2 separate regions of the Mus musculus genome follow, and region 1 is linked to region 2. Evidence: chromatin loops called from intact Hi-C (ENCODE). Cell type or tissue: left cerebral cortex. All regions are shown on one strand.

What was found. Hi-C counts contacts between places; a loop is a spot of excess contacts. Peaks named below come from ENCODE experiments on the same cell type or tissue, not always from the same donor. Only the 100,000 strongest peaks of a DNase experiment are listed, where the experiment ranks them.
Region 1: a loop joins it to region 2, with 2.2 times the contacts of the local background. A loop is called at or near these places in 2 of 42 quality-filtered maps.

Annotation. Positions count from the first base shown.
Region 1 is chr11:106,800,765-106,803,264 of GRCm38, reverse strand. Cep95 (centrosomal protein 95) reads right to left here. Exons shown (of 20, transcript NM_177088.3): 6 at 1,687-1,802. Among named protein-coding and RNA genes, the nearest start is that of Cep95, 13 kb to the right of the region's middle. In left cerebral cortex, no CTCF peak of the experiment used is centred here; a DNase peak (open chromatin) is centred at 1,030.
Region 2 is chr11:106,979,408-106,981,907 of GRCm38, reverse strand. No RefSeq gene overlaps it. Among named protein-coding and RNA genes, the nearest start is that of Gm39424, 19 kb to the left of the region's middle. In left cerebral cortex, a CTCF peak has its summit at 1,252; a DNase peak (open chromatin) is centred at 1,268.

The DNA.
Region 1 (2,500 bases), 180 kb after region 2:
AAAATGCCCTACAGGCTTGCCTACAGCCTGATCGTATGGAGGCATTTTCTCAATTGGGGTTCCCTCCTCTCCAATGACTTCAGCGTCCATCAAGTTGACATAAAATCAGCCATATAATATATAATATACAATAAAAAATTACCATAGTAGCCCTGCAGCTACCTGTTTATATTTATCTTTGTGCATAGGATACCATGGTGGCCATATGAAGCTCTGAAGATAACTTGGTAGTTTTGTCCTACTGAGTGGGTCCTTGGATTAGAACTAGGGTGGCCAGGCTTGTTGGCACGGTGCCTTTACTGGACGAGACATTTGGCTGACCCAGGCTGAAATTTTCCACTTACAGCATGTCAGTACTCAAAGTTTCAGATTTTGCAATTATACATTTTTCATGGCATTTGATATCACACAACCCAACCTAGGCTCCCTATCCACTCCCGCCTGGCTTTGGTCTGCTGCTGGAATGTAAGACTTCCCTCCAATCAGAGTGTTAATGCTGACAGAGACTACAGAGATGGCTTAGTCCAAGTGTCTCATTTCACAGTGATGAAATCAAACTCAGAAAAGGGCATTGTCCAAAGCCACAAAGCCAATAGTTATGGAATGAAGCCTCTTGATTCTTAGTTTATTGTACCTATTTCCACAAGAGCCTTTCATCGTTCCATCCAAAACCATCCTTATTGTGGCCTTGTATCTTGCCAGGTTTTGAGACTAAGATAAACCAGAGTTTTCCAGTTCATTTTACAGTCTGTCCTCACACAGGCTGAGCACCGTCAAGGTGCTCATTTCCCAGTGTGTCACCAGGACCTGGATGGGGAAGTGCCATCTGCCTACTTTTCTAGAGCTCAGAGGTTACCTAAGAGACTATAATTTTCCATGCAGTGTATGAATGCTGTTATAGAAATACAGAGAAGGCCACGGCACAGGACACTGCCTTAGAGTCTGACCCATGTGAGGAGGAGGCTGGGCACTGTGGGGCAACGTGCTGGCCGGAGAGTTCCAGCTGCGAGCCAGGGCGGAACTGCAGACAGGAGCTGAATGAGGACCCAGGGTGCACGTCGGGAGCCTGAGGCCCCTGTCTCTAAGCAACAGACTGTTGGACACGGGCCTGAAGCTGCCTCCAGGAACACAAACTTGTTAGTGCAGACCATCAACAAAGTGATTGAACTGGTTCAGAAAATCAAATACTCCAAAGGTGTGACCCAGCTCAAGGCTGTATCAATAACTGTTCATCTAGTGTGCCTAATAGACTAGGTGACAGCTCTGCATGCACTGGCCAGCCTTGGCTTTACCTGCGTATGGGGCCTTTGATTCTCACACAGTTGCAATGTCAGACAGCTGTCCATATTTAGTGGACAATAGTGATAGTCTGTGGCTTCAATGTAGATGCTTAACTGAAGCTCTAGCATCTCAACCTTAAACTGTATGAGTCTACATTTTTGTGCTTGTGTATTAAAAGACAATTGACATTTAAAATGTGTCTACTGCCGGGCGTGGTGGCTCACGCCTTTAATCCCAGCACTTGGGAGGCAGAGGCAGGTGGATTTTTGAGTTCGAGGCCACCCTGGTCTACAAAGTGAGTTCCAGGACAGCCAGGGCTATACAGAGAAACCCTGTCTCGAAAAACCAAAAAGAAACCCCCCCAAAAAAAAAAAAAATAAAATAAAATAAAATGTGTCTACTCACCATTACTTCTTTGGGAAAAGGTATGTGCAGTGTCTCCCAGCCTAATTATTTCACCTGTGGACTCAGCTTCGTCTTCATCCCAGGTGGGGCCCAAAGTGTCCGATGAGAAGGAACACCTGAAAAAGGGCTCACTCACTATGGCCTGGTTTGACTAAGGACAGCTATTTCAAACAGGGCTCACAGGTATTCGGGCTGCTTATTCCTAGCTGCATAAAGACTGGGGCTTTGGTGTAGCCCAGTTAGTTCAGTACTTGCCTACCATGCTTAAAGTCCTTGGTTTATCCCAGCACAAAAAGAGGATGGAGTTGGGGGTGAAAGGAAGATTTCCTTTTGCCATTTTTTTCTGTTTGGTTTTGACTGCTATATGCAAGGTGGAAACAGCTTCATGTATCAAGGATTAAAAAAATCAGCAAACCTGGAGGCTGGAAAGATGGCTTAGAAGTGAGCACTGTCTGCTCTTCCAGAGGTCCTGAGTTCAATTCCCAGCAACCACATGGTGGCTCATAACCATCTATAATGATATCTGGTACCCTCTTCTGGCCTGCAGACTTACAAGCAGGGAAAACACGATATACTTTACATAATAAAGAAATCTTTTTTAATAAATACATACATATAGACAGGCAGAGAGACATACAGCAAACCCTGGTGAGTCTAAGATAGGGAGAGAGTTGGTGGAGTACCAGTATCCATCCGTCCATCCTTTTTTTTTAATCTTCCTTCCTCTCTTCCTTCCTTCCTTCAAGGTTTCTCTGTGTAGCCCTCCCTGTCCTGAAACTCACTTTTTTTTGATCAGGCTGGCCTCAAAGTCAGA
Region 2 (2,500 bases):
CAGCAGGCCTCAAATGACTGCCATTTCTAACTGGGTCATTGAAACATTAGAGCAAACTTTCAGGTAATGGCTTAAGGGAAAAAAAAAAAAACAGAAAAAAAAAAAGCCTAAGATTCTAGTCTATTTAAATTGTTGGTTCTAAAGGCAGATTTTGAAATTCCCCTTCCCTCAGGGGGCATGTCACAGTGTGGAGACAGTTTTGGTTGTCACATGTGAGACAGGGCTATTTTACTGCCTCTGAACGTCCATAATGCATACAATAGGCCTCAGTAAAGACACATCCATGCTTAGGAATGTCAACAGCTTGGAGGTTACAAGCCCTGTGTTACTGTTGTTGTTACAAACTCTGTGTTACAGTTGTTGTTGTTACAAACCCTGTGTTACTGTTGTTGTTGTTGTTACAAACTCTGTGTTACTGTTGTTGTTACAAACTCTGTGTTACTGTTGTTGTTACAAACCCTGTGTTACTGTTGTTGTTGTTACAAACTCTGTGTTACTGTTGTTGTTGTTACAAACCCTGTGTTACTGTTGTTGTTGTTACAAACTCTGTGTTACTGTTGTTGTTGTTACAAACTCTGTGTTACTGTTGTTGTTGTTACAAACTCTGTGTTACTGTTGTTATTGTTACAAACTCTGTGTTACTGTTGTTGTTACAAACCCTGTGTTACTGTTGTTGTTACAAACTCTGTGTTACTGTTGTTGTTGTTACAAACTCTGTGTTACTGTTGTTGTTGTTACAAACCCTGTGTTGCTGTTGTTCACTAATGAGAGTAAATCCTCCCTCTGTAATCAGGCTTTGCCAGGACATCACAGTAATCCTCCCTCCTTAGCTTCCCAAGTGCTGGGGTTACAGGTGTGGGTCCTCACATGCGGATGAGACCCTGGCTTAAAGATTCAGGAGACAGCATGCCTTTTATCCCAGCACTTGGGAGACAGAGGCAGGTGGATTTCTAAGTTCGAGGCTAGTCTGGTCTACAAAAGTGAGTGCCAGGACAGCCAGGGCTACACAGAGAAACCCTGTCTTGAAAAACCAAAAAAAAAAAAAAAAAAAAAAAGATTCAGGAGACAGCTTCCAGGTACCCCAGGCTAAGCTGGAATCAGCCACCAGGGAAACACCCTGGGATTGGTTTATTTATTTACTTATGCATTTTATCTATTTTGAGGCAGGGTCTGATAAACCAGGTTGGCTGTGCATACTCAGCCTAAGGAAAGGTTTAAAAGCCTGGAAGGCTCCTTGCAACTAGAAAGATAACCACAGGGAGGCAGTAGAGTTTAGGGCGTTAGAACCTTGCTCTTGAATTCCATTTGCGTTGCCATCCAGGCTGGACGCCTCCAGACCGCTGTGTGGCCTTCAGCAAGTTGTTTAACTGCTCTGTGCGGCACAGCTCCCCAAGGTAGAGATGAAACTGCTATCGACTTCCTAAATGAAATTATGAGTGATGCCAGCTCTCGATTAGTTTTAGGGTTAAAAATTAAAAGCGAGTAGGGCAGGACACAACTTGGTTTTGGATTCACTCCGTAGCTGAGGATAACACTGGATTCTTGACTTTTGTGCCTCCACCTCCAAAGTACTGGAATTGCAGTGTAAATGCTGAATAGCTCCCCCAACAAATCCATTCCTATTAGATTAAGTTCACTGCAGTGCAGGTATCTCAGTGTGTGTGTGTGTGTGTGGGGGGTGTCTATGTCCAAAGGCTTTTGAGGGGAGGTTTCTCAGGAATTTGGTCCAGAGCACAGAAGTCACTGTTCCCATGGGGCCCAAGTTGCCTTTCTCCAGATTGTAAGCTGGCCTTGAACTCACAGAGATCCTCCCATCTCTGCCCCTGGATGGTGGAATTCAGGTGTGTACCACCACTCTTGGCAAATAGATGAAACTTATATTTATTTAATGTACTGTACAATGTTGAGGGTTTACCTGCATGTATGTGTGCATGTACGTATGTATGTATGCATGTGTGTATGTGGCTATGTACATATACTGTACCCAGTGTCTACAGAGGCCAGAAGAGGGAGGGCACTGGATCTCTCTTGAACTGAACTCACAGATGCTTGTGAACCACCATAGTGTGCTGGCTTTGCTCAGTTTGCCCGCAGGAGTCCCTGTGGGGTTTCCTTTTAAAGAGTTATCTTGAAAATCATGTCTGTGTCTGTGTGTAAGTATGTACACGTGTGTTCAGGGACCTGAGGAGGCCAGAGGCACCAGATCAGATGGAGTTACAGTGCCCCATGCGGCTGTAGGGAACCTGACTCAGGTCTGCAGGGAGAACGCTAAGTACCTCAACCAAGGCATCTCTCCAACTGCTATCTTTTTGCTTCATATAGGTAAGTGCATCTCTTGTCTAACAGCATGAATAACCTCAATTTTAAGGAGCCGTGTGCTTTCTGTGGTTCGGGACCTACTTATAGCCTGCAGAAGTGGCCATGCACTGCAATTTTCCAGACACATTTGCCCTTTGTAGTCCTGTTCCCAGCAGGTGCCAAGGTGGCAGAAAGAGATGTC